2 separate regions of the Homo sapiens genome follow, and region 1 is linked to region 2. A link is an interaction called in ENCODE POLR2A ChIA-PET data of the cell type or tissue named here. Cell type or tissue: MCF 10A. All regions are shown on one strand. Links, peaks and the distances in the headings refer to the core of each region. The heading gives the core; the rest is flanking DNA. Region 1 holds the start of LOC124904008 (a long non-coding RNA gene). Region 2 holds the start of LOC107985085 (a long non-coding RNA gene).

Region 1 (14,901 bases), core at 3,854-11,853, 79 kb after region 2:
ATAGGCATGAGCCACTGTGCCCAGCTTAATACATGATTTTAAAGACAGAGAGAGAGAAGTGAATGGCAAAATGTCGCCTCTTGTTGGGTCTAAGTTGTGGGTATATGGCGTACTCATCTTTCTGCTTTTCTGTACATTTGACATTTTTCATAATAAAAAGAAGGAGGAGAATTGCCCCTGAAGGGTCAGTCTGGCTCTATGTGGCCCTCAGAAACGCTAGCCCCTCTCCCCTGAGAGTATAGAGGAAGGCAGCCTTTCTGCCAGAGACTCAAGCAGGTGCAATCTCTCACCCTCACATCCATGGCCCACAGGATTGACAAAGTGCTTTCCAGGTCAGCGCCCAGCCAGGCTGCTAGCATCTGATCAGAATCTTTTTACCACCTTCACCTGCCTGGGTGCAGACTCACAGGAAACTCTGGACATCTCTGGTCCTTACCTCTGACAAATTCATTCTGGAAACCGGATGGGTCACTTCAGAAACCCCCACTTCCTGGTGATGCTCACACAGGACTCCTTCAGAACCACTTGGTACCCCTCCTCTGGGCTCCCACTCCACTGCACACATGTGGCCCCGTGGCATCTGTCACACCACAAGGTCACTGACTCTGGAACAGGAAGAAGATATCCTTGTCCCCATGACAGGAGCTGCAGTCTGAGCACCTTGGCAGAGGACAGTGCTTAATGTGCTCTGGGGACCCATCTAAACCAGACTCTCTGGCAATGAGGCCCAGGTACAGCATTAGAGCCGAGCTCCCTGGAATGGGTGGAAGAACCACTGGCTCACAGGTGAGAAATGCCTTACTAATGGGTCTATTAGGCTAGGAAAGAAAAGCTTCCTCCTCTGTCCTCCCTAACCCCACCCAGGACCTAGCCCAATCTGAGATAAGAACACCTGAGGCCAGGAGTTCGAGACCAGCCTGGCCAACATGGTTAAACCCTGTCTCTACTAAAAATACAAAAATTACTGTGGCTCATGCCTGTAATCCCAGTACTTTGGGAGGCTGACGCAGGAGGATCACAAGGTCAGGAGTTTAAGACCATCCTGGCTTAGTATGGTGAAGCCTCGTCTCTACTAAAAATACAAAAAAAAAAAAAAAAAAAAAAAAAAATTAGCCAGGTATGGTGGCATGTGCCTGTAGTCCCAGCTACTCAGGAGGCTGAGGTAGGAGAATCACTTGAACCCAGGAGGTGGAGGTTGCAGTGAGCCGAGATTGCGCCACTGCACTCCAGCCTGGGTGACAGAGCGAGACTCCATCTCAAAAAAAAAAATTAGCCAGGCATAGTGTGGGGGCGGTGCCTATAATCCCAACTACTTCTGAGGCTGAGGCAGGAGAATTGCTCGAACCTGGCAGGCAGAAGTTGCAGTGAGCCGAGATCACGCCACTGCACTCCAGTCTGGGCAAAAGAGCGAAACTCCATCTCAAATAAATAAATAAATAAATAAAAGACCAAAAAGAAGGTCGGGTGCGGTGGCTCATGCCTGTAATCCCAGCACTTTGGGAGGCCAAGGCAGGTGGATCACCTGAGGTCAGGAGTTTCAGATCAGCCTGACCAACATGGAGAAACCGTCTCTACTAAAAATACAAAATTAGCTGGGAGTGGTGGCACATGCCTGTAATCCCAGCTACTCAGGAGGCTGAGGCAGGAGAATTGCTTGAACCCGGGAGGCAGAGATTGTGCCACTGCACTCCAGCCTGGGCAACAAGAGCAAAACTCTGTCTCAAAAAAAAAAAAAAAAAGATTCTAAGCTCACCAAATGTACACAGATAGGAGACTAAGATTTGGCTCACAAACTGCAGCTTGCTGACTGCTGGCCAAGATAGGAAAAATTTAGCCTAACAGGATTTAAATACTCGGTATTCAAAAAACAAAACAAAACAAAAAAACAGTTCTCCTAGAGTCTGCGGGGAAGCCTTGGGGTGGAGTGAGAGGACAGGTGGACAGCAGATGAGAGGAAAAGTCTGGAGAGGCAATGAGAGGAAAGGCCAGGGCCAGCACTGGAGGGTTAGAGAGGCTGGGGATGGCTGAAGAGACTATGAAACTCAGCAAACTATGGTTCACCAGCCAAATCCAACCCACACCTGTTTCTGTAGGGTCTGTGAGCTAAGAATGGTTTTTACAGATGAACATTTGCAAGCAATTTGATGAGAAGGAACACCAACTTTGAACCTCAGTTAAGCCAAATGTCATTTCCCCAAAATAACTCTCTTTCTATTATTATTATTGTTTTGAATTGTTAATAAAAGGTTTGTGAAAATGTGTTTTCTCTGTTGTTATATAAGTCTTAATTTTGCTCTTGGCCCACAAAGCCTAAAATATTTACTATTTGGCCCTTTCCAGAAAGAGTTTGTTGACTCTCGATCTAACAATAGATGGTATTCAGGCCGGGCGTGGTGGCTCATGCCTGTAATTCCAACAGTTTGGGAGGCTGAGGCTGGTGGGTCGCTTGAACTCAGGAGATCGAGACCAGCCTAGATAACATGGTGAAACCCCATCTCTACGAAAAATACAAAAAAAAATAATTAGCTGGGTGTGGTAGCATGCGCCTGTAGTCCCAGCTACTTGGGAACTGAGGCGGGAGGATCGCTTGAGCCCAGGAGCTAGAAGCTGCAGTGAGCCAAGATCGTGCCACTGCACTCCAGCCTGGGTGACAAAGTGAGACCTTGTCTCAAAAAAAAAAAAAATTTAAAAATTAAAAAAATATATGTAAATATGATATTCAATTCTATGTGGCTCTTTCCTGGAAACTCTGTATTACCTCAAACAAGGGCTGCAAGTCTGTAAAACACACAGCAGCCCTGTGTCAGCAGAGCCCAGGGTGGGCGGGCAGCGGGCTGGAGGAGGCCCTAGGCAGCACGGGGCAGAAAGAGGTGGGGCCGGGGAAGGGGTAGGGTCAGGGTCATCTTTAGATGGAAGAAATGAAGGGCTCTGCAGTGGGGTCGTGCCAGGCAGCAGGATAGGCTGGGAGGTGTGGATAGGAAGCACAGGGTTAAGAGCAGAGAGTCTGCCTGCTTCCCTTAAGTGTGTGGGAGCATGGGGTAAGGCTGATCGGCCAAGAGCTTTGGTAGGACCTGGGAAAGCAAAAATGCAAAAATGCAGAAACCATGTATCCCTCAAGGAGTTTAGTGGGTAAGAGACAAGAGGATGATTGGAGGAAAACGTGGTCAGTGCACACGAGAGAGAGAGAAGCACAGAGGACTCTACAGAAGCCCCAAGGAGAAGTGGTGGTCCCGCCTGTGCATACGTGTGTGTGTGTGTGTGTGTGTGTGTGTGTGTGTGTGTGTGTGTGTGTGCATGTGTGTATGGAGGCTTCCTGGAGGAGGGAAAGCAACAGGAGCAGCCTTGTAGAGACCAGAACAGCACCTTATGGAATCTGGAGTTACGGATCATAAAATGCCAAAAGGAAGGCCAGGCACGGTGGCTCATGCCTGTAATTCCAGCACTTTGGGAGGCCAAGGTGGGTGGATCACTTGAGCCCAGGAGTTTAAGACCAGCCTGGGCAATATTGCAAAACTCCATTTCTACAAAAAATTTTAAAAATTAGCCAGGAGTGGTGGCCTGCACCTGTAATCCCAGCTATGTGGGAGGATGAGGATGGAGGATTGCTTGAACCTTCCATGTGGAGGTTGAGGCTGTAGTAAGCCATGATCGTACCACTGCACTCCAGCCTGGGTGACAAAGTGAGAACCTGTTTCAAAAAAAAAAGAAAGCAGCAAGAGGAGATTGTGATGACTGAGTTGGAGAGAAGGTGGGGAGAGGACAGGCAGGGCCTTGGGCACCATTTGGAGTGTGGGCTTCACCCTGCTGGTGCTGCAGAGCTCCTGGGGCATGACCTGGAGAATCACAGGGACAGCTGGGTGGAGGACAGGCCCAAGGCAGACAGCACTGGAGTCTGAGAGGCCCACTGAGGCAGCTGTTGCAAAATTCAGTGAGAAATGATGAGGTCTGCGCTCAGGCAGCAAGAGGATCCATGACACATGTACTCATGATACATGACTGGGGACAGAGTCAAGGAGGTGAAATCAGTGGCATGTGGGCCAGTGGGGAGGTTAAGGGAGGGTGGCCTCATGGAAGACTCCCAGTTTTCCAGCTCTCTTGGCTGCTAGGGAGGGGATGGATTATACCTTCCAGCTCCCCTATTTCTGCCCAAAGCCCTGGATGACCCCCCAGATCATGCGAAGACAGTGTTGGCTCCCCTCCCCGCCCCACCTTCCCTCCTCCACGTGATTGCCTGGAGTCCCCAGGGAAGAGAGAGAGAAGGAGATGAAATCATGGAACGAAGGGGATTAGAGCCGCATTTCTTCCCTTCTCTACAATGGAAAACTCTGTTTGTTGGGAGAGGGGAGCTTTGGGAAGCGGGGCCTGATGAGGTTATGGTTTTGAAACAGGAGCTATCAGGAATCACCAATCTGAGGAGCAACAGGCTGTCGTTTTTCTTTCTTCTAAGTAGGTGCTCTTCTCGGTTGCCCCCAATTAAGACAGGGGAAGAGCACCTACTTAGAAGGAAGAGAAACAAGAGCCTTGTTGCTCTCCCCCCATGCTGGAGTGAGTCTGTTTTATTATATCCGCCCCCAAGCCTGCATGTGCCTCTTCCACTTGACTGACCACTCAGCCTGGGCACCCACAGAGGAGAAAGGTACCACCTCCTAGAGGGGAAAGAGTCTCCAAGGCAGGGCATGGGGGTGGTCAGGGGAGTGGGAAGAACCAGATGTGGGGTTGGGGGGTTTGGTTTTGGGTCCAGTTTATGCCACTTCCCACCTATGCAAAGTCAGGCAAGTTCTTTTTTTTTTTGAGATGGAGTCTCGCTCTGTCGCCCAGGCTGGAGTGCGGTGGCGCAATCTCAGCTCACTGTAAGCTCTGCCTCCCGGGTTCACGCCATTCTCCTGCCTCAGCCTCCCGAGTAGCTGGGACTACAGGCGCCCACCACCACACCCAGCTAATTTTTTGTATTTTTAGTAGAGACAGGGTTTCACTGTGGTCTCAATCTCCTGACCTCGTGATCCACCCGCCTCAGCTTCCCAAAGTGCTGGGATTACAGGCGTGAGCCACTGAGCCCGGCCAAGTCAGGCAAGTTCTTAACCTCCCGGAGCCTCAGAGCCTTCTTCGTTTGTAAGTGCAAGTGATTATACCCAGCTATGGTGACTGAAGGAGATGTGTCTGTAGGGAGATGAAAAGGGATGTGGAAACCAGACCAACTCCTAACAATTGCAGGGCCTGGGGCAAGAGTGTAGATGAAGTTCAGCTACATATGTCTAAATACTTAAAGAGCTAAAAAAAAATCAACTTTAGTAAACTCGTAAATGAAATGTTTTATCCTCCAACTCTCACAAATATTCTGTCATAACACCCTGGAAGGCCAGGTTTGAATTTGGAGTCCCTGGACTCTTTGGAATTCAATGTAGAACACCCCAGCATGGGGAGAAGCCAGCCTTTGGCCCTTACTCATGGCCCATTCTCCCTTCCCTTCCTCCTGCCAGCTCCGTCCTGCACAGCAAGGGCTTCAGGCAGATGCATGAGGATGCCTTAGCCCTAATGTCTAACACACACACACACACACACACACACCCCTCAGCCCAGAGGTGCACACACTGGGGGTGGGGTGGCGGGGGCCTGGGGAAGATGGATTCCAGGAAGAAGCCCATGCAGATCCTGGAAGTGGGTTCAGGGCCATTGGGGCAGGACATTCCAGGGTCCAGGCACACCCAGCACGGTGTATCAGCGGGTGCTGGCTCCAGACGGGCACATCCCTTCCCTGTGGACTCCTCACCCCATGGAGAGGGGCGTGGCTGGCAAAAGCAAGAGCAGCTATAAAGTGAAGACTCAGGCCAGGGGCCTCTCTTGCCTGGTCTAGGACAGTAGGTTCTGCTCTACACTATAAAGTGATGATGAGTAAGAGGAATAATTATTCTCTTCCCAAGGGTTTGGTATTTTTTTCCCCTCTCTCTCTCTCTCTGATTCTCCACTCTTGTTTTTTATTTTCCTTGGGAAGAATTTGGGGATAATGTACACACCAGCCAGAGAGGTGGGAAAGTAGGTATCTTTGGGGACAGATGAACCAGGATGCCAGGAACTCTTGGGTTAGGTCCAAGGCCTCTTCAGGCCTTGGAGCTGCTGAGCATCTCCCTTCCCACCTCTCTGGAAGACTTAGAAACTTGTTATTTATTATCTGAGAACAGAGAATCCTTAGAGCCTTGGACATGAGCATGGCCAAAAACCTGCGGGGGAAAAATGCTGCAAGCACTCACCAAGCACAATGAAAAATGTAGTGCTGGACAAGGAGATTAGGGGAGACACAGTGACGCCCACCTGGACACAGATCCAGGCCCCAGGCTGAGCTCAAAGTTGTCCTGTCCCATGTCCCCACGCTGGGTGAGACTGCACACCCAGGCCCTGGGAAGCCTGAAGTACAGAGGAAGAAGCCACAGGGAGTGAAGCAGGGAGCACTGGAGTCTGGGCCAAGAATAAAGAACCAGGTGCCCAAGCCTAGCCAAAGAGGTAGCGAGCATTCTGGGGAAGAAAAATGGGCTAATCCCAGCTACCAGCTGCCTGAGGTCAGGAAAAGTCCTTTCCCTCTCTGGGCCTCAATATCCTTAACTGTAAAATGGGCATAATGGTGTTTTCCCTACAGAGTAGAGGTGAGAATTTGATTCTTTAAAGCACAAGATATTTTTTGCACTCTTCCTGGAATGGAGAAAGGGATCCCTGAATGTTAACCATGCGATGATTACTATGATCACGGTGCCTGGAAAATGTCAGTTGAATGCGAGTTGAACTTGTGTGAACTTCCTCAAATCGTGCCCCACTTAGGAGCCTCGGTTTCCTTATCTGAGAATTTCTTTTATTCTTTAGAAACATCTTGCTGTTAATGCCTAGAGTTCCCCTGACACAAATATTACCTAACACTTGCAGAGCACTTGCTGGGGGCTGGTACTGTCCAGGGCGCTTCACACAACTCCACCATTTCATCCTCCAAGTCTCCTTTGAGGGCCTTCTATTAGTCCCTATTTGGCAAATGAGGAGCCCAGGACACAGGAGGGTTCAAGAATTTGCCTCATGTCACACAGCAACACCCAGGCATGCTGGCTCCAATGTCCACATCTATCTTCCTTCCCTGTCCAGATGTGGGCCGTGCCCCTGCTGGAACAACCAGGCAGCCGTTTTGACCAAACCCACGGGTCAACCCAGCCAGCTCACTGGTTTGGTGGATGTTCCTAGCACCGAACTAACTAGCTATGGGGCCAAATTAGTCATGCTGGCCTTTGAGTCAATGATCCTGCCTCGACTTGTTTAGACTTTCTGACTGTGACACAGTCCCTCCAGCTCTAGATTTGAAAGAACCAGTAATAGGAAATACTGATTTTGAATTAAAATGAGAAAAATGGCCATTCCTGAAGTCATTTACATCTTAACCCAGGACATTGGCCCACCTTGTCTCAGAGAGCCCTTGCGATCATGCGGCGACACAGGTCTGGGATTGTTACCCCGTTTCACAGATGAGGCAAACCTGGCTGGAGGCAGAGGGGTGGAGTCAGGTGCCTGGGATGGCATAGCCTGCTGGCAGTGGGAACAGAAGCTGGATTTGAACCCAGGCCTCCCAATGCACCGTCCTGTGTACATCCTGCTGCCTGGAGCTGTTCGGTTGGTAACACCGTCTTCGGGGCCCCTGAGCCCCCAGCCACGCGGAGCATCACCACAAAGAACAGGAATGGCTGCGGACCATTTGGCCAGGCGTCTCCCATTTGCTGTGCCTTTTGGCACTGATCTGCAAGGCTACATTAAGCGTTCTTTTCCGAGTTGTTTGTGGGCAGGAGAAGCCATTGAAATTGCAATGAACAGAGGCACCTGGCTCCCCAGGGACAATTTCCGAGTCCATCTCCCCACCTTGTTTATTTGTAAAATGGGAACACAGACACAACTGGTGTATGTTTTCATTAAACCAAGTAGGAGCTTGTGGCATTTCTGTCTGCACTTGAGACATGTTTATACTGCTGAGTCCATTATGAATCTGTTTAATATCCTTCGAATTCTCCGAGTCCTTCCATCCCTGCAGCCAGGAAGTGGGTAATGTGCACACAGGGAAGAAATTTCCAGGCACTCAGACCTTTAGGTAAATGAGGACTCTTTTTTCTTTCTTTTCTTTAAAGAGGGGAAAGCCTGTTGCAAAAAAATTAAATTCTTCCTGTTCAAAATGGTTTTTCCAGTGATCCTTTCCTTGTAGGAAATTGGTTAGGTCCTAGAGAGATGGTGAAGGAGCTACCAGCTAGGGGAGCCTGGGACTAGTGAGAATAGCATCCCTTTGCCCTGGAGAGCCTGGGATGGAGGCATGGAGGTGAGTGACTATCTGGGGGCTGAGAAGGACATCAGGGGATCTGTAGCCAGGAGCTCAAGGTCACCTGAGGGCTGCCTTGGCTACTGGGGGCTCCTGGGAAGCCAGTATCAGACTAATCCTATCGGATTGGGAACAGGCTTCCCACTGGAGTGCTGGCAGGAGTAGCTCCCTGCTTGCTGGCAGAACAGAGAGATATTATTTTAAGGAGAAAAATGAGATTCCTGTTATTGCTTTATTCCTCCTGCAGAAACGTTGGTGCGTCCCAGCCAGGGCCAAGATGAGAGGCAGGTGGTGCCAAGAGAAGGATGAGCTCATCGCATGTGGGGACGTGAGGTGATTCCAGCAAGGCACAGTGTGGAAAAAAAGCTCCATTCTTGGGATCCCAAATCCCTGTCAAAGCAGAACCCTGTGACCCTTCCCTCCCCCACCTCCCTTCTCCATCACTCAGTCCGTCTGCCACCTTCCTTCCCCATCATCTTCTTCCTCCCTCATCTAAGCCCACTCCCATTTAATCTCTCTCTCTTCTTGCATCTTCAACCAAACACTCCTCCTCAGCACCCTTGAGCACCTGTGCAAGTTCTTGTGTGGAGACTGCATGAAGGAAAGAGCCCAGGCTTTGGAGTTGGAGAAACCCGAGTTCAAACCTCAGCCCTACCACTTACTGGCTGTGAGACAGGGGTCTTCTCCTCTCTGCTGTCTCATGTTATCATATGATCTTGCAGCTAGATGAGAAAGAAAATAGGAAAATATCTAGCACATACTAGATGTTCCCTTAATATTTCTTCCTCCCGGCCGGGCGCGGTGGCTCACGCCTGTAATGCCAGCACTTTGGGAGGCCGAAGCGGGCAGATCAGGAGGTCAGGAGATCGACACCATCCTGGCTAACACGGTAAAACCCGGTCTCTACTAAAAATACAAAAAAATGAGCCGGGCACGGTGGCAGGTGCCTGTAGTCCCAGCTACTCAGGAGGCTGAGGCAGGAGAATGGTGGGAACCCGGGAGGTGGAGCTTGCAGTGAGCCGAGATCACGCCACTGCACTCCAGCCTGGGCGACACAGCGAGACTCCGTCTCGGAAAAAAAAATAATTTCTTCCTCCCTTCCTTCCTGTGGAAGCAAAGGCTATAGTATAATTAAGAAATTGTTGGGCTGGGCATGGGGGCTCATGCATGTAATCCCAGCACTTTGGGAGGCTGGGGCAGGAGGATCACTTGAGCACAGGAGGTTAAGACTTAAGACTGCAGTAAACCAAGTTTGCACCACTGCACTCCAGCCTGGGCGACAGAGCAAGAGCAAGACCATCTAAAAAAGACAAAAAAAAAAAAAAAAAAAGCAATTGTGAGACTTTGAGATCTACAAATGTCAAATTCCTGCAGGACTCTGGAAAATATGGGTCACAGGTTATTTCTTGGACTCATCATCAGATTCCTGGCAATGGTCTAGGGATGACACAAGTCACTGTGAATGGAACCTGGCATGATGAAGAAGGGTTCCAGAGAGTTAGGGGGAACTTTCCTGGTCTTGGCCAAGAAAGAAATGTCATGGCCAGGAGCCCAGGTCAGAGAGGGCAGGAGATAAGATGATGTGGGTTGGAGGGAAGTAGCCTGAAGTTTGCGGATCAAGAAGCTCCATAAAAGTGGCCATGAAATCGGAATAGTTGGAAATTCTGAAAGGTGAGAGTGAAAAGGTGCAGAGTCCATGGGGTGAGTCACCTTTGGTAGGACACAGAGCTCTAACTGGCACTTCGGCTGCCTCAGGCAAGGGTCTGAAACACACCCTCAAACCAACTTTGGTTTTCCATCTAGGAATCATGAAGGAGGTGTTATTAACCACAGGCCTTCTGGAAGCTTCCTATGGAAGGGCCAAATCCCTTTGTTTCTGTGTCATGCAGGGGTGCATGTGCTGTCAAAATGTTAAAAATGTCACAACAGTTTCACTTTCATCACTTTCCGCAATTATTGTTTTAAATTCCATATCCTCTAAATTTCCAGCCCCCTGGGCAAAGCCCAATCACACTGCCCTGGGTAATGGCCATGATGGGGCGAGGTATCTCTGTGATGGAAACTTGATTGCTTTCTGCTTCATTTCTTGGGTTCTATTTTGCCGTTGACTACTCTTTGTAGTTTACGATTTTTAAAAACTCCATCCTGTCTCCATTTTGCTAAGGAAAATCAAGAAAAGGGATTTGGGTCCACACGTTGGTGAATGGGAGATAAAAGGTAGGCAAGGGGTGTTTAGGTGCCAGAGCAGGGGCAGCAAAGGGATGACAAGTGAGGGACTTTATGTGAGTTGAGATACAGGCTAAGATGCTGGAAGAAACAAAAATATAACACAGAAGAGAATTTTATTTTTCTCTCACTTTAGGGACCAGGGTTGGGCAGGCAACCAGGGCAAACACCAGGAGCTTGTGTGAACACCCAGATTCCTTCTGCTGTGTTACTCCGTCATCCTGGAGTGTTGTCCTTGTCTTCATGGCTGAAGCTACCTCACCATCCATGTGAGCCCACATTCCAGCCCAAGGCAAGGAGGACAGAGGAAGGGAGGACATGCAGCTTCCTCATACCAACTGTCATCAGGAGGTGCCTGTGGCATTTGTGCATCATCCCATTGGCCACAGCTTAGTCACATGATCACATCTAGCTGCAAAGGAGGCTGGGAAATGTGGCCCCTAGTGGGCACCACATGCCTAACTAAAACCTGGAGTGTTCTATTACTAAAAGAAAGAAAGGGGCAATGGGCAATGGGGACAATTGTCTCTTTCTGCCATAAACCCAGGAGGAAAGGGCTATCAGGACCACAAGTGGCACTCAGGGACCAGCAGCCACTCTTCTAGAGTTTCTCACTGGAGGAACATAAGAGGTTCTGGGTTTTGTTTCAGGGAAGCTGTGGTAGATTGTTCTTCAGCTCTTCATGTGACTTACCTTGTGACCTTGGAGCAGGAGAGTGGGTGGAATATATTTCCCTACCCAGCAGCATTGGGCTTGGCCATGTGACCAGTTTGGGCCAATGGGATGTGAGAAGCAACAGCATGCCAGTTCCAAGGTAAAGCCTGAAGTGGCACCATGTTTCCACTCCTGCCATTCACCATGAGAAGGGCACATGCCAAACAGCAACTTGCCCAAGAAAGGGAAGAAACACACGGAGCATACCTAAGGTTAAGCCCAGAGCCAAGTATAGCTCAGCCCCAGCAGAGCCAGCCTTATGAGTGGCGACTCCCCACTCACAGACTCATGAGTGGGGAAAATATGTGAATAAACACTGGTTGATGTAAGCCAGTGTTCTGGGAGGGCTTGTCATGGAGCATTATTGCAGTAAAACTGGCTAGTACGGTGGTTCTGACACCCTGCTAAACCTCGATCCTGTCCCCAACCTTCCTTCTGTCCTCCTTTTTCAGTTCTTCACTCATGCAGGCCAGGTGCAGTGGCTCATGCCTGTAATCACAGCACTTTGGGAAGCCGAGGCAGGTGGATAATTTCAGGCCAGGAGTTCAAGACCTGTCTGGCCAACATGGCAAAACCCCGTCTCTATAAAAATGCAAAAATTTGGCTGGGCGTGGTGGCTCATGCCTGTAATCCCAGCACTTTGGGAGGCTGAGGCGGACAGATTGCTTGACGCCAGGAGTTCAAGTCCAGCCTGGCCAACATGGTGAAACCCCATCTCTACTAAACTTACAAAAATTAGCTGGGTGTGGTGGTGCACGCCTGTAATCCCAGCTATGTTGGGAAGCTGAGGCACAAGAATCACTTAAACCTGGGAGGTGGAGGTTGCAGTGAGCTCAGATCATGCCACTGCACTCCAGCCTGGGTGACAGAGTGAGACTGTCTCAAACATATACAATATTCTAGAATACAATACTCTAGAATACACTACAGTACAATACAATACATAAAACCCACTCATGAAGTCAACGGTCATTTACAAGACACCTGTTATATGCCAGGCACTGATCTAGGTCCTGGGACTAAAGAAACCTTAAGGCATTTCCAGTCTAGGGGGAGGGACAGACATGGAAATACATAATAACACTCTAACACAGCAATAATGGAGCATTATTGCAGTAAAACTCCAAGTGCTGGAACCAGGGTCTGTGCAAGCTGCTGGAGGACGGGGAAGCTTAGCACAGGGCTACACAGAACAAAGAACCAAATCAGCTTTCCTTTGTTTTCTTTTGTTCCCAGCCAGCCCTCCTACCCATCCAGAAACTTGAGCCTGGTCCGGAGTGAGTGCTGGAGTCCAGGAAGTGCTATGGAAGCAGCTGTGAATCAGTTACTGCTCTTTCACAATAACAACCAATGCTTATTGGGCATTTACTAGGTGCCTTCCAGACAGGAAAGGCACATGCCCTGCCCTCAAGGAGATCAGAGTCTCCTCGGGAAGACATTCAGGAGACAAAGTGGTGAGACCTACCCAATAAACAGACAGTTTTTTTGGATAAACATAGATATTGCCCCTTCTGGTCTTAAAGCTTGAAACTTACATTTGTTTTTATCTGAGTTCCTTCCTCAGGAAAAGAAGTTCAGGCCTCTAAAAAAAAAAAAAAAAAGTATCAAAGAACTGAAACTCACCAGATCGCCACATCCGGACATTGAGATAGATGCCCATTCCTTATTCATTATGATTGCTTCCTTGCCCCTCCCTAGTTCCTGTTATCTTGAACATTGTTACATTTCTTCCCTGCTATATAAACCCCTAGTTTTAGTCCACTGGGGAGATGGATTTGAGACTGAGCTCCCAACTTCTCAGCTGTAGGACCCGATTACAGTCTTCTTCCTTGACAATATTTGTCATCTCAGTCATCATTAGCTTTCTATGTGGCGAACAGCAGGACCTAGACCAAATGCCTAGTGTTTTGGTAACAGTGGCACTTCTCTCTGCAATGGCACCAGGACTGATGGCATGGAGTTCTGACTCTGTGGCCTTGGGCAATTCATTTAGCCTTTTTTTTTTTTTTTTTTTTGAGACACAGTCTCACTCTGTCACCCAGGCTAGAGTGCAGTGGCACGATCTCAGCTCACTGTAACCTCTGCCTCCCGGGTTCAAGTGATTCTTCTACCTCAGCCTCCTGAGTAGCTGGGACTGCAGGCGTGCGCCACCACGCCTGGCTACCTTTTTTTGTATTTTTAGTAGAGATGGGGTTTCACCATGCAGGCCAGGCTGGTCTCAAACTCCTGATCTCAGCTGATCCTTGGCCTCCTAAAGTGCTGGGATTACGGCCTGAGCCACTGCACCAGGCTTTTTCTTTTGTTTTGTTTTCTTTTTTTTTTTGAGACAGAGTCTTGCTCTGCCACCCAGGCTGGCGTGATCTCAGCTCACTGCAACCTCCACCTCCCAGGTTCAAGAAATTCTTGTTCCTCAGCCTCCTGAGTAGCTGGGACTACAGGTGCACACCACCACACCTGGCTAATTTTTGTATTTTTATAGAGATGGGGTTTCACCATGTTGGCTGGGCTGGTCTTGAACTCCTGGCTTCAAGTGATCTGCCCACTTCCACCTCCCAAAGTGCTGGGATTACAGGTGTGAGCCACTGTGCCCGGCCTATTTAGCCTTTCTGTGTCTTAGTTTCTGCCTCAACAGAAAGGTGATGTGGCCCCAAATATCCATCCTCCTCTTCTTCCATTAACGACAGACTAGAATTTCAGCTGAGCATATGGCTGCCCAAGAGAGACTATATTTCCCAGCCTTGCTTGCAGTTAGATTTGGTCATGTTGAGGTAGGAGGTGGGACTTGACTCCAGAGATGGGGCTCAGCAATGAATCAGACTGAGTAATAGCTAAAACAGGGAAGGAGGGGAAAGCACCTCTCTTTAAGACATGGCCTCCACTGTGCCATGTTACTTTGCCATTGCCATGGCAACACCCAGAAGTTACTGTCCCTTTCCATGGTAACAACCTGACAACTTAGAAGTTACCACCCATTTTTCAGAAATTTCTGCATACATACTCTGCCCCTTAATTTGCATATGACTAAGGTGGGTATAAATATGACTGCAGAACTGCCTCTGAGCTGCCACTCTGGGCACACTGCCTATGAGGTAGCCATACTCCGCAAGGAGCAGTCTCTCTGCTGCTGCTGTACACCACCACTTCAATAAAAGTTGCTATCCAAGGCTGGGTGTGGTGGCTCATGCCTGTAAATCTCAGCACTTTGGGAGGCCGAGGTGGGTGGATCACCTGAGGTCAGGAGTTCGAGACCAGCCTGGCCAACATGGTGAAACCCTATCTCTACTAAAAATACAAAAAATTGGTCTGGCACGGTGGCTCATGCCTGTAATCCCAGCACTTTGGGAGGCCGAGATGGGTGGATCCCCTGAGACTGGGGGTTCAAAACCAGCCTGACCAGCATGGAGAAACCCCGTCTCTATTAAAAATACAAAATTGGCCGGGTGCGGTGGCTGACACCTGTAATCCCAGCACTTTGGGAGGCCGAGGCGGGCGGATCACGAGGTCAGGAGATTGAGACCATCCTGACTAATATGGTGAAACCCTGTCTCTATTAAAAATACAAAAAAAAAAAAATTAGTCTGGTGTGGTGGTGGGCGCCTGTGGTCCCAGCTACTCGGGAGGCTGAGGCAGGA
Region 2 (14,901 bases), core at 2,983-10,982:
AACCATTTGTGAGTAAGCTGCAGAGATCATGAACTTCCCTGCTAAATACCTCAAGGACATTTTCTTACATACCTATAAGAATGACTAACGGCCGGGAGCGGTGACTCATGCCTGTAATCCCAGCACTTTGGGAGGCTGAGGCGGGCAGATCACGAGGTCAAGAGATCGAGACCATCCTGGCCAACATGTTGAAACCCTGTCTCTACTAAAAGTACAAAAACAAGCTGGGTGTGGTGGCACCCGCCTGTAGTCCCAGCTACTCAGGAGGCCGAAGCAGGGGAATCGCTTGAACCCGGGTGGCAGAGGTTGCAGTGAGCCGAGATCACACTATTGCACTCCAGCCTGGTGACAGAGCAAACTCCGTCAAAAAAAAAAAAAAAAAAGAATGACTAATATCAGAAAATGTAATAACACAATACTAATATAAAATCCATGTTCAAATCTCACCAATTATCCAATACAATCCTTTTTAGCAACTCTTTTTTCCCAATCAAACCTGATTAGCCTTTCAATAGTCAAGGTCCCAGGTAATTGTCACCCTTGGTCCCCCACCCCACTGGGGGCTAGAATCCCACAGTCAGGTAGGAGTGATGAAGCTGTGGTCAGATCAGAAAACAAGGCCAAGCTTAGGATAACAGCTGGAGCCAGATGTAGAATCTGGCTAAGTAAGCTCTGGGAGCCCTGGAAGCTGTTTCCAGAAGGTCCCCAGGGATGGGAGCCCAGGTGAGCAGGGAGAGAGGCATGGAAGCTCTTACTGGGATCCCAAGGGAGACAGGAGGCTCTCACACTTCTGTCACAGCAGCCAAACCCTGGGCATGGACAGGTGGGGACAGGAGAGATGTTAGGAAGATAGGGAGGAGATCATCAACATTTCAGGCACAGAAGCTGGCAGAAGAGAGACACCTTTGTCATCTGTATTATGCTAATTGGTTAGTCTGTATATTTATTTAACAAATGTCTATTGCACCCTTACTGTATGCCAAAAACTATTTTAAGTGCTGGGGATACAGACCCAGTTCCAACCTTAAGGTGTTTATGTTCTATTGGGAGATGGGATAGTTTGCACTGTTGTTGTGAAAACGGTCACCCCCCCATCCCCTCCCACTCCCCTTCACAACAGGTGTAAGAGAGTAAACTTGCCCAATCCACTGCTATTACACTTGGCCATGAGACTTCTTTGGCCACTAGAATGTTAGCGGTGTGTCATGATCACCCTTAACCGTGCTGTGAGGTTTGGCTTGGCTTTTAAGTTCCTGCCATTCTCCAAGACAAGCATGTGCCCCAGGGAGCTGCTGGTCCAAGGAGAATGGAGAGAGACATGGAGTCCACCCAAACCCAAGCCATAGCCTGGAGCTGCCCTGCTCGGGCTGACACACAGACTCACAAATGAGAAAGATCAGCACTTGTTTGGAGCCTCTGAGTATCGGGGTGGTTTGTTACACAGCATCATTTCAGCAGTAGCTGACTAAGATGGGTGGAGACAGAATATAAACAAGCCAACTAAGACATGTGTGATGTCTTAGTGATAAGAACAGGAAGACAAAGAAAGCAGGAGAAGAGGAAAAGAGTGGTCAGGGCTGTTATAGATAGGGCAGCCAGGGGAAGCCCCCTGATAAGGGAGCAGAGATCTGAAGGAAGTGGGGGAAGGAGTTATCCAGGGCAGGAATTTCTCAAGGAGGAAACAGCAAGCGCGAGGCTCCCCAGGCAGGCACAAGCTGAGCCCAGGAGCAAGCCTGTATGGCTGGAGCAGAAGGAGCCAGCAGGGATAGGGTGGAGTGATAGGAGATGGTTCAGAGAGGAGGCTGGGGCCAGATCCAGTGGAAAGGACTTAGACATTTATTGGACTTGGACATCATCTCGTATAACTTGTTCCTAGCTGTCTGATGAAAGAGCGGACATGCAGAAAGGGCGCTGGCTGAGCTCCCTGGTTTGGGATGAGTACTGGCAGTGCCAATGTCAGCCACATTCAAGCCAGTGTTCCAGGGGCCTTCTCTCAGTCTCATGCTCCTGCTTTTCCTTGAGATTCTCCCCTCTCTTGTCCCCTCCCTATCTTGGCTCTCTACCCACCACCCCAACACCTCCAGCTCCCCCTCTGCTCCCCCTTTTGCTCCCCTGGACCTTCCTGGCTCTCGGCCTTCAACCCTCAGCCCTCAGCCCCTTTGGCTCTCAAGGTGGGGACCACTCCCACCTCTCCAGCCCTGTCTTGGAGCCCTGGGCATTCTGTCACTAGCTCTCTGCTTGGTCCTGTCCCTCAGGTGGCCTGTGGTCCTTTCACACTGGACATGCCTCAAACGGAGCCCATCGCGAGGGGAAGGGCTCTCAGGGACTATCTGAAACCTCGGGAGCTTCGTAGACCCCTCTACAAAGGGGAGCCAGTGGCCCAGCCAGTGGCTTTATTTTCCTAAGATACTGATTTCAACATGTCACTCCCCAGCCTTCTGTCTTGGATGGCAGCTCTTCTCTATGGGATGAAGGAACCCTCCTCGGCCCAGCACTGAAGGTCTTCTACCGTCTGGTCTCAGCTCACCTTTGCATCGGCTCCCACCGCCAGCCAAGCTGGATGCCCTCCCACCCCATGCCTCAAGCACACCCTGCTTCTAGGTCCTTACTCACAGGGCCCTTTGCTCAGTGGGAGTTTGCTGAGGGCCCACTGTGTGCGGGCGCTTTCCAGGGTGCTAGGCACAGAGGAGCAGCTGGCAGACTTACATTCGTAGAGCACACTCGGGTGCCTCTGCTGCGCCTCCCTGCACCTCCCCTTCCTTCCCTTCCCTCAAGGCTGGTCACCTATGGCCTCCACGACCAATGTCTCCCTGCTCCTTGGTCATTGGGAAGGTAAGCATACCTTGCCTTGTGTCTGATTGTTCTTTTAAATGAAGATTTCCATTTTTAACTATAGAAGTGACACATCCTCATTGTGAAAAATATGTAGAATGTGGAAAAGAAAGAAGCAAAAGAAGTTATATAACCTGGCTAAGAACATGGAGAAGCTTCTCTTAAAAAGAGGTGTCCTCAGCTGCTCGCCTTCCACACGCCTTCCTCACAGAGGAGGCAGCCTTGATTCCTGGGTGGGAAATGCCAAAAATGACGGAATCAAAGCCTTTTCTGGAAGCGGGCAGAGATTTCTAGGGGTGGGGAAGAGAGAATATAGAACTTAAGAGAACTGAGCTCTTGATGGAAAGTGGGGGTGGGGAACACAGAGGGGAGGCCCAGAGACTGAGAGGTCTAGGAGAACGGGTTAAAACCGAGGCCAGAGCCCCGGAAAAGGAGCCCAGAGGCCCCAGCTCTTTCCCTACTTACTTACTGTATCTGTGTGACCTTAAGCGAGTCCCTTGGTCTCTCTGAGATGCAGTATTTTCCCAAGTGAACGGGCATTGCCACACTTCACCTCCTCAGGGCGTTGTGGGGACCTTCAAAGCCGTAAAGCCCTTTGTAAATGGTAACGCCTAACACAAATAGGAGAGCACGCTGCCCTCTCTGGGTAGGCCCCTCATCTGGGTCCTGGTTCCAGTCTGGTACTGAGCCTCTGGAGGACAAGGGTCACATTTATTCCAATTTCTCTTCTGCATGCCCCAGTGCCCACTGAGCACAGTGGGAATACAAACACATTTATTATGCACTCTGCATATGACTAGAAGGAACTTTGGAGCTCAGATCCACCCTTTACACAGATGGGGAAAATCAAGGCTCACACCACAAGGTGAGCTTGGTGGTATCTTTACAACTCCAGGTAGTGACAAAACCAGGATGCAGATTCTGAGGAATGAACGAGTGAGAGAATGAAGGGAAATGGGGCAACAGTCAGCATGAGCAAGGGCTGACCTATGGTGGGTCTTAGCCTTTACTGTGCTCAGTGGCCCCACAGCACCATCGTCTCTCCAAGGAGCACGGAAGCAGCCCCCCGTGTGGGGTATGGGCACAGACCCCAGGGCCCAGGCAGGCAGGGGATGTGCCAGTGGTCCTTGCCACGGGCCACCAGCTTTGCCACCCTGCTCCAGGGCCCTGGCCTCTCCCCAGGGTGCAGGACGCCACTCCCAGGCACTCTGGCTCCGTTTCTTACCAGGCTGCTCTGGGATGGCAGCATCCCAGCATCGCTATAAATAGCATCTCTCCTGGGCCCCAGACGGCCAGTTGGCAAACACTATAATTTGCTGAAAAGTTTGGAATGTGTCTAAAAATGAAGAAGGCAAATGAGACCAGCCATGAGGGGGAGCAACCGGCGTATCCATTTCAGAGAGGGGCTGAGCCTCACTCCTGCTTCTTGCCAACTTCTTTACAAGGGCACTGCAGGCAAAGCTTCAGGGAGAGGGGACAAATATGAGTCTAGGAAAGAACTATTGTCATTTCCAGCATCAGCTGTGGCGGCTACCTCTTGTATTGGCCTCACCCCTGACCTTCCTGTCCTAACCAAAGAACGAGAGGAACTGCCACTGCTTAACCCTTTGTTGGGCTGTGCTAATGAAATTGAAGGGAACATGGTGAGCATGCGAGGACTGTGAGAGCCAGAAAGAAACCCCCAAAATAATTTCATTCAATAGTTTCATCCAAACTCTCCCAGTTTGCAAATGAGGAAGTGACTTGACAAAGGCCGGGCACCAAGTTGAAGCAGAACCAGATTTTGGCCAAGGTCCCTGGGCTCCCAGCTGGGTGCTGGGCATTGGATCCCAGGCCTGCTGTGAGGGCTGGCTCTCTTAGGGAAAGGGGAAGGGTCCCATGGCTCTCCCATCATGCTGAAGGTTGACACCTGACAAGTCACTGCAGCTTTCCCTTGTTCTGCTCTGATTCTCATTCTACTCTAAGGAGGCACAGCCACCATTATCCTGATTTTATGGCTGAACAGGCCGAGCTTCAGGGTAGAAACTCATCCTCATCCACAAAGCCATGGGAAGGCTTGATTAGAATTTACCACTCTGTCCCCAGACACTCTGGGCTGTTCCCACCTTCAGGTAGAACTCACTGCCTCAAAAGCCACCTTTTACTGTTCTTTGTCTTATCTTCTGGGATTGTGATTTTCCCTGTAGGAAAAATCATGGACAATGGCAGTAGACTGGCGTGGTGGCTCACACCTGTAATCTCAGCACTCTGGGAGGCCAGGCAGGTTGAGACCAGCCTGGCCAACATGGTGAAACCCTGTCTCTACTCAAAATATAAAAATTAGCTGGGCGTGGTGGTGGGAGCCTGTAGTCCCAGCTATCAGGGATGCTGAGGCAGGAGAATCGCTTGAACCCGGGAGGTGGAGGTTGCAGTGAGCCGAGATTGTGCCACTGCACTCCAGCCTGGGCAACAGAGTGAAACTCCATCTCAAAAAAAAATTCTGAAGTAGAGCCCCAGATCCAGCAGTCTCACTGTATGATCTTGGGCAAGTCACTTCCCTTCACTAAGGCTGAATTTATCCTTATGTAAAACTATAATAAAAATAAAAGCTTCCTTTGGGAGGCCAAAGCGGGCAGATCACGAGGTCAGGAGTTTGAGACCACCCTGGCCAACATGGTGAAACCCAGTCTCTACTAAAAATACAAAAACTAGCTGGCCATGGTGACAGGCACCTGTAATCCCAGCTACTCAGAAGGCTGAGGCAGGAGAATTGTTTGAATCCGGGAGATGGAGGTTGCAGTGAGCCGAGGTCGCACCATTGCACTCCAGCCTGGGCAACAGAGCGAGACTATGTCTCAAAAATAAATAAATAAATAAAAATAAATAATAAAATAAATGAATGAATAAATTAAAGCTTCCATTCACAAAGCACATGGTCACGGGCTTTATGTGCATTTGTTCTCTTTGTCTTCATAACAATCAGACGGGCAAGATATATTCCTATCCTATTTTACAGATGAAGAAATTGAGGCAGGGGGTTAAGTGACTTGTCCGAGATCACATCAGATTTTCACAAGTTGGAAACTCACTGCACCAGATGCTCTGAGGTCCTTTACAGCCTTAATAATTCTGCCTTTTGTGGTTCCAAACACAATAGAAATTAGCAATGGCTCGCTTGGTAGTTCTCAGCTCTTGCCAGCTGAGAGGCTTCATTTGGGGGCAGAAGACAGGGAGTAGGGAGAGTTCACATCTGTGAAAAGTCTGTACAGAGGAGGAGCCAGGATGCCCGGTCTTGGCCTGTCAGCCAAGGCCCTCTCTCTCTCTCTGCAGAAGGCACCTGCCGCCCTGTGGGGCCGCTTAGTGAGAACTGTGGCTGAAAAGCGACATCGTGTGTCCAGTTGTAGAACTGCACTGTTAGAGAACTCCAGGACAATGAGGAGTGGAGGGAAATATTCTGTTGTTGTGGACTTGAAGGCGCTTTTAAATTATTTGTAAAGTTTTAAAAACACACAGGTGCCAGAACCTCAGACCTAGAGAACCAGCATCTCAAGCAGTAGGACAGAGACCTGTTTTTTTAAGACTTGGGCGATTCTGTGGCAGCCTAGCTGAGAACCGCAAGTATAGACAGCTTTTAAGGGGGTGCTGGTATGCTGGTCAGAACTTCTCAGCTGCAACACCTCCACCTGGTGTTGCACTTCTGTCTGGGATACCAGAATGTTCTAGGCAGCTGACAGAAACAAATCCATTAGACATTATTTATAAAGGAAAATCTAGCTGCATTGTACATTTGATTTGTGCTTTGTTAAGAAATAAAATGGCCGGGTGCAGTGGCTCACGCCTGCAATCCTAACACTCTGGGAAATGAAGGCAGAAGAATTGCTTAAACCCAGGAGTTTGAGACCAGCCTGAACAACATTGGGAGACCCTGTCTCCACAAAAAAAATAAAATAAAATAAAATAAATAGCCGGGCACAGTGGCGTGCCAGCTACTGGGGACGCTAAGGTGGGAGGATTGCTTGAGCCCAGGAGGTCGAGGCTGCAGTGAGCCATAATTGCGCCACTGCACTCCAGCCTGGGTGACAGAGTGAGACCCTGTTTCTTAAAAAAAGAAAGAAAAGAAAAATAAATAAAATGGCAGCTGGTAAAAAAAAATGAGTATAGAAATAGATTCAGTTATTTTAGAGAAATGTCAGTGAAATTCAGTCCATGTATAGAGGATACAGAAATCTTTTTTATTTTTTTTTCTTTAATGAAGTGGCTCTCAACTGGGAGCAATGTCTGGAGACATTTTACGGCTTTCACAACTGGAGGGTGCTACTGGCTTCTAGAGGGCAGGGGCAAGGGATGCGGCGGAGCATCCTGCAATCTACAGGACAGCCCCCCACAACAAAGAATTACCCGGCCCCAAATGTCCATAGTGCTGAGGCCCCAAGGCCCTGCTTCCATGAGCACAAAGGACTCCCATTTTTCAGGTCCCCTGAGGGTGGGGGCTCTGCCCTCTTCATCCTCTCTCCCGGGACCTAGCAAGAGGCAGGTGCTCAGTACATACTGCATGACAGAAGTTCAGTGAGGGGCATTTTGAGAAAAATTATCTAATGTGGACACATTTGCAAACCTCCCTAATATGCACAGTCCTGGGTGCATTTCTACATGGCATAGACTGTCTGAAGCTAAAACATCTCATTTGTCAGCTGGACACTACCCAAGTACACCAAACACAACCTGGGAGTCAGGGGAGATAGGGGTGGTAAGGAGGATTCAGACCCCGTAGAAACGGGTTAAACCTCAGCTCCTTCAAGCTGTGTGTCCTTGGGCAAGTTGCATAACTTCTCTGGGCCTTAGTTTCTTCCTCTGTAAAATGAGGCTAACACACCTTCTCACAGGCTGTTGTGAAGGTTAAATGGCATTGTGCGCAAAAAATGATGAGCATGGCCCTGTATGTGCTGATTAAATGTTAGCTATGTGGGCCAGGTGCGGTGGCTCACACCTGTAATCCCAGCACTTTGGGAAGCTGAGGCAGGTGGCTCACAAGGTCAGGAGTTCAAGGCCAGCCTGGCCAACATAGTGAAACCCCCATCTCTACTAAAAATACAATTAGCCGGGCATGGTGGCAGGTGCCTGTAATCCCAGCTACTTAGGAGGCTGAGGCAGGAGAATCGCTTGAACCCAGGAGGCAGAGGCTGCAGTGAACCAAGATCGTGCCACTGCACTCCAGCCTGGGCGACAGAGCAAGACTCCGTCTCAAAAAAAAAAATGTTAGCTGTGATTGGCACCCTCATGACTGAGGTCTGGATTGGTTGGGTGTGGCTGCTGTGCTGCCAGAGACAAGCTATCACTCACATTGTATCTGAACAAGAGTAATGATGGTGCATAATGAATACATTGGGAAGAGGCAGAAGGCCTTGGACTCACTAACTCAAAACCTCCGTAGGAGGGGCCTGGGAATATGCATCTGTAATAAACTCCCGGGCTTTTATTTTTTTGAGATGGCGTTTCTCTCTTGTTGCCCAGGCTGGAGTGCGATGGCGCAATCTCAGCTCACTGCAACCTCCACCTTTGGGGTTCAAGCAATTCTCCTGCCTCAGCCTCCCAAGTAGCTGGGATTACAGGATTACAGGCACCTGCCACCACGCCCGGCTAATTGTTTGTATTTTTAGTAGAGACAGGGTTTCACCATGTTGGCCAGGCTGGTCTCAAACTCCTGACCTCAGGTGATCCACCCACCTCAGCCTCCCAAAATGCTAGGATTACAGGCCCAGGTGATTCTTACAGTTGGGCAAATTTGGAAAATCTGGCTTTAGTACAAAGACTTTGGAGTTAAGCTGCCAGGCTCTGCTACTTACTAACTGGGTGATCTTAGGCAAGCTACTTAACCTCTCTGTGCCTCGATTTCCCCACCTGTTAAGCCCTTGCCCAGCACTACTGCTGGCATCCAGTAGACTCAAGAAATGGCAGCTCCTCCCGCCTCTTTCTCAAGTTTAATGGTGTATGATCTTCACCTTCATCCTCCATACAAGGCCTGCCTTCTGCTCCTGTCATTTCTCTCTGACTCATCCTTTCTCTAAGTCCCCACTGGTCCTTGGTGGGTCTATTTGGTGCCCCTTGGCCTCCTCATGGGCTTCTCTAATTCTTGTCCCCACCATCTCACTGAGTCCATCAAGCAGAAGCAAAAACAGAACATGTGCTGTGGTTTGTAGTTTTCAAGGCATATTTCACATATTTTACCTCATTGACTCTTCCCAGATCATCCTGAAGCATCGCCGTCAGGATCTCTGCAAAATGAGTGAGCTGAGTCTGAAGCTCAGGGTGACTGACTGTCCTGAGCCCCAGAGCAAGAAAACAGGAGCATCTCTGCCTCCCGGCCCTGTGCATTTTCTCCGGTGACCTGAGGCCTCTCAGTTCCTCCCACTGCCCCTAGTCTGATTCGCATCCTGCCCTTCTGCTGCTCAGGAAGCAGCTCTGGCTCCCCAGCGATCAGATCCAAGTGCCTACACCTGGTTTCAAGGCCCATCACAGGCCACAGCTTGGAATCATTCTCCCCCTCCTGGATTTCCTGCATTTCCCAGACTTTCCATCAACCCAGCTGGGCTCCTCTCTGCCTCTCATCCTCCCTGCCTCCCTGCTTGGATGCAAGCTGTCTCCCTGCACAGCACCCCTTATATAGAGTGGATAGCACAGGGAGGAATGGAGGCATGCCATGCCTGGGGTCCCTCCAAACCCCCATGCCTGGCATCACTCCCTCAGCCCCTGCCAGGTCTCCTTCTCCAGGAAGCCTCCCTGCCCTTCAGTGAGTATCCAGTGCTCAGCCAGGCGGTCACAGCCTTTTGCTGCTCCTCTCCTGCCCTGCCCCCACCCCTCACACACACACTGGCCTTTGGTCCCTTTCTGCCCAGCAACTCAATCTTTTGGTGTTATTTGTATTTGTATTACCCTATCTGTCGAAAGGGGTCGGGTGGGGTGGGGGAGAGGGCTGCCACCCCCCATGTGGAGCCCACCGTGAGACCATGAACAGAATGGGGGTGACTGACAGGGCTCCTCTGCCACCTTGGCTGCTGGGGGCAGTGGTAGAAATCACCACTGGCTATTGTGACCTCCAAAGGCACTTGTCACTACACAGTGACACAAAGGTTGGTTTCCGGCTCCTCCCCGTGGCCAGCATATCCCTGGGATCCAAGACAGGTCCGCATCATACTGCCAGGGGATCCTCGGGGTTAGGCACCCAGGAATGGATGGGATGCAGGCAGGGCTGGGACTGGTGGCTGGCTCTATTGTGCTCTGATGCTGCAGGAACAGACCAGATGTCATCCAGGGGCCCGGAATTTGGGGGGCGCCGCTGGGTGTGGCAGCATCAGAAGCCTCAGATCCGCATCTCCATCTGCCACAGGTGAGCTCTATACCTCTGAGCCAGTGGCCTGTGGGAGTGAAATAATCAGAGCCACTTTGAGGTCAGAAGGTACAACAGGGGTGAAGGATTGGGGTGGGGGAGGGGTTGGGGGTCCTGGAGGGCTGGTGCTGTGTTTCTGCCTTCACTCCTGACATCCTCTTGCAGTACAGGGTGAATATTTTTACCCACATCTTGCAGGTGAGAAAATAGAGGCCTGAGAGGCTGTGCTGGGAGTTCACACAAGATTCTTAGTCCTGGCACCACAAGAGTCACATGCCAAGTCCCAGGCTGCATCCAAACCAATTGAATCAAAGCCTCAGGGGAGCGGGACCCAGGCAACAGTATTTTTATGGTCCCCATGTGATTGTGGTAGGGCAGTCAGTGGGGAGAAGGGAGACTAATGGCTCAGACGGCACTTTGCAAACTTTCAAGTTGTGCAAAGTTCCCTTTGTGTCTTTGTGTAGCTCCTAATCCACGCTGAGCCTCCGTCCTCATCTGTAAAATGGGGATAATACGGTTCCTTGAGTTGATGAGTTGAAGTGCTTTCTTAATTAACATTGCAACTTGACCACCCGGCACTCTTGGTTCCCTTTTCCCTGTGTGGAGGGTTTGTTTCTGTTTTGCCATAGCCCTTACCACGTGTGAACATATGATATATTTTACCTATTCAGGATTTTCATTCATCAGTGCTTGACACTCCCCTACCTCTGCTAGAACACCATATGCATGAAGGCCAAGATCTTCATCACTGCTTCACTTTTATTCTTTCCTGTATCCCAAGCACCAAGCAGCACAGTGTTTGGCACACAGTAAAGTGCTTAACAAATAGCTGTTGAATGAATGAATGTGCCTGCCACCATCTCATACATGTTACAGGCATCACTGCTGCTGCTGGGCTTGTGGTCTGGTCTGCAGCCTTCTCGCCTGAACCGCTCACCTCCCAAGCTGCTTGCAAACTGAATAAAGCTCTCCCAAAGTCAAGCTGATCGCTCCTTTCCCTGAGAAACATGCCTCTGTCCCTGCTTCTTGGGGTCTCCCCAGCCCACCATCTCCCCTTGGACACAGAGTGCCAGAGCACTAGCAGGGAGAAGTGGCAAAGTTTCAAGATTTCATTTGTAATTCTTTTCAGATGAAATGTCAGAAATATTAGAAAGGCAGAGTCATAAATCTGATCCTAATATAGCATAGAGCTTATTAATGAAGAATAAATCACCAAGGGAAACCTCCCCGGGGTGCTTCTCCAGGGCCTGTGGGGAAGATGGCATATTTATGTGCAAGCGTAGCGGGTCTTTTACCTTCTCAGATATATGGCCAAGGCAGATTTGTCAGGGCAGTAGCCTTAACATCAGCCAATTATATTTTTTTCTAGTAAAAATTAATCTATTCTATAGAAGTCTCCTAAGCATTTATTGGATTAGGATCACATCCAAATGTAGAAAATTAAACACACACACAGTGCACACCACGGCAGGACTCTGAGAGGCCCTGAAATGGAATGACAACCACCCCCGCCGACCTCTGCTCCCTGCCAAGATATTCTCCCAACTGAAAAACTCAGAGTGAAGGAGCCAGAGGGAACAGCCTCATTGCACAGGTGGAGAAACAAAGGCCCAGAGAGGGGATAGGCCTTGCCCAGGGTCACCCAGATTGCTAAGGCTGACATGAGACAGGAACCCCAGGTCCGGGCTGGGTCTGGTGGCACACACCTGTAATCCCAGCACTTTGGGAGGCTAAGACGGGAGGATTGCTTGAGCCCAGGAGTTTGAGTCCAGCCTGGGCAGCATTAAAAGACCTCCATGTGTACAAAATATTAAAATAATACAAAAATCATCTGGGCATGGTGGTGCACACCTGTAGTCCCAGCTACTCAGGAAGCTGAGGTGGGAGGATCACTTGAGCCCAGGAGGTTGAGGCTGCTGCAGTGAGTCTCAATCACACCACTGCACTCCAGCCTAGGTGACAGAGACCCTGTCTCAAAAAAATGTTAAAAAGAACCCCAGCTCCTTCTTCCCACCTCAAAAGATGTCCACATCCCAATCCCCTAACTGTCCCAATGTGAATATGTTACCTTATGTGGCAAAGGGAACCTTCCAGGTGTGATTAAATTAAGGATATGAGGATGGAGGGATTTATCCTGGACTATCCAGATGGGTCCAATATACTCAAAAGCGTTCTTATAAAGGACAGAGGGAGGCAGGAGAGGCAGAGGAGGAGATGTGATGGCAGAAGCAGAGGCTACAATGACACGGGGCCATGAGCCAAGGAGTGCGGCAGGCTCTAGAGGCTGGAAGAGGCAAGGACCAGATTCTCCCTGGAGCCTGCAGAAGCACTGCAGCCTGCGGGCACCCCGCTTTTCAAACTTCTTCCCTCCACAACTGTCATAGTCCGTCTGTGTTCTCTGAAGCCACTTGGTTTATGGCAGTTTGTTACAGCAGCACTAGGAAACTCACATAGTGTTAGAAGGAGAAGCATTGCCAGGGAAACTGCACCTGGCAGTGTAGGCTTCCCTCTGTACTCAGTGCTAGGGAGGTACCCTTACCCTGAGGGTCACCCCAGATCACCCCAGAGTCATGTGGCTCCTCCTCTCCAGAGGCCACAAGGCCACCACCCCCTGCCTGCTCTTCCCTCATTCATGACGTTCTCACCCTCACGTGCTGGGCTGCAGCGGGGTCTCCCACTGTTTTCTTAGTCCCCCAGACTCCTGCAGCTTTTCTGCAGCCTGACCTCCTTCCAGATGGTTTTCCCTAGTACCTCACCTTTCCCCATCCCTCCTCTCAAAGACGCTAAGGAAAGAGCGACTTGCACCCAGGGCTTTTTCCCGCAGCCCCTCCCTGGTTCTCAGCCACTGTCTTCGGTCACCTCTCACTGCCTCCGGTCACCTCTCACTGCCTCGGGAGCCTCAGAACACCAGCCTCCCCTTCCCATCTCCGCTCTGGGGGCCTGCTCCAGTCTGGTGATTCCTCTCTCCATCTCCCAGCACTTGGGGACAGTTATGTCACTCAGAGAGCTCCCAGGGAAGAACCTGAAGAACAGACCCAGATAGAGGGGAGAGAGGGCAGTGGAACCTTATGGAAAAAGGGGCAGGTAGCCAGTGGCTGTGGTGCAAATGTTCTCGAGTGTGGCCCCCGGCCTGCCTAGCCTGGCTGATGCTTATTAAAAGTGCATATTCGGCCAGGCACAATGGCTCATGCCTGTAATCCTAACACTTTGGGAGGCCGAGGTAAGCGGATCACTTGCAGTCGGGAGTTTGTGATCAGCCTGACCAACATGGTGAAACCCCATCTTTACTAAAAATGCAAAAATTAGCCGGGTGTTGTGGCAGACACCTGTAATCCTAGCTGCTTGGGAGGCTGAGGCAGGAGAATCGCTTGAACTCAGAAGGCAGAGGTTGCAGTGAGCTGAGATCACACCACTGCACTCCAGCCTGGGCAACAGAGTGAGACCCCGTCTGAAAAAAAGAAAATGCATATTCTGGCTGGTGACGATGGCACATACCTGTAATCCCAGCACTTTGGGAAGCTGAGGCAGGAGGATCACTTGAGCCCAGGAATTTTAGTCCGGCCTGGGCAACATGTCGAAACCCTGTCTCTACAAAAAGCACAAAAATTATCTGGGTGTGGTAGCACACACCTGTGGTCCCAGCTACTCAAGAGGCTGAGGTGAGAGGATTGCTTGAGTCCAGGAGATTGAGGCTGCAGTGAGCTGTAATCAGGCCACTGCACTCCAGCCTGGGCAACCAAGCAAGATCCTGTCTCAAAAAAAAAAAAAAAAAAAAAAAAGGCCGGGCACGGTGGCTCACGCCTATAATCCCAGCACTTTGGGAGGCCAAGGCAGGTGGATCACGAGGTCAGGAAATCAAGACCATCCTGGCTAACACGGTGAAACCCCATCTCTACTAAAAATACAAAAAATTAGCCGGGCGTGGTGGCAAGTGCCTGTAGTCCCAGCTACTTGGGAGCCTGAGGCAGGAGAATGGCATGAACCTGGGAGGCAGAGCTTGCAGTGAGCCGAGATCGTGCCACTGCACTCCAGCCTGGGTGACAAAGCAAGACTCTGTCTCAAAAAAAAAAAAAAAGGTCAGGCTTGGTGGCTCATGCCTGTAATCCTAGCACTTTGGGAGGCCAAAGCAGGCGGGGCTGATCACCTGAGGTCAGGAGTTCAAGACCAGCCTGACCAACACGAAGAAACCCCATCTCTACTAAAAATACAAAATTAGCCTGGTATGGTGGCACATGCCTGTAATCCCAGCTCCTCAGGAGGCTGAGGCAGAAGAATCGCTTGGACCTGGGAGGGGGAGGTTGCGGTGAGCCGAGATCGCACCATTATACTCCAGCCTGGGCAACAAGAGCAAAACTCGGTCTCAAAAAAAAAAAAGTGCATATTCTAGTTGGGCATAGTGGCTCATGGCTGTAATCCCAAAAATTTGGGAGGCCAAGGTGGGAGGATCTCTTGAGACCTGAAGTTAAAGATCAGCCTGGGCAACATCACAAGACCCCAACTCCAGAAAAAATTTAAAAATTAGCCAGACATGGTGGCGTGCACCTGTAGTCCCAGCTACTTAGGAGGCTGAGATAGGAGGATCGCTCGAACCCAGAAGTTTGAGATTGCAGTAAGCTATGATTGCACCACTGCACTCCAGCCTGGACAACGAGACCCTGTCTCTAGAAAAAAAAAAAAAGGCACGTATTCCTGGACACCCCTCTCAC

The links. ChIA-PET counts read pairs that join two places held together with the same protein. Peaks named below come from ENCODE experiments on the same cell type or tissue, not always from the same donor. Only the 100,000 strongest peaks of a DNase experiment are listed, where the experiment ranks them.
Region 1: POLR2A ChIA-PET joins it to region 2 with 5 read pairs; 3 of 35 experiments call an interaction of 5 or more read pairs at or near these places.

Annotation. Positions count from the first base shown.
Region 1 is chr17:43,607,837-43,622,737 of GRCh38, reverse strand. LOC124904008 (a long non-coding RNA gene) reads right to left here and starts at 9,113. Exons shown (of 2, transcript XR_007065763.1): 1 at 8,992-9,113; 2 at 8,543-8,719. In MCF 10A, for the core only: no CTCF peak of the experiment used is centred there; a DNase peak (open chromatin) is centred at 7,237.
Region 2 is chr17:43,685,860-43,700,760 of GRCh38, reverse strand. The region is part of intron 3 of LINC02594 (long intergenic non-protein coding RNA 2594); the gene reads right to left. LOC107985085 (a long non-coding RNA gene) reads left to right here and starts at 9,998. Exons shown (of 3, transcript XR_001752895.2): 1 at 9,998-10,195. RefSeq lists enhancers at 9,168-9,668, 9,669-10,169. In MCF 10A, for the core only: a CTCF peak has its summit at 6,205; a DNase peak (open chromatin) is centred at 6,180.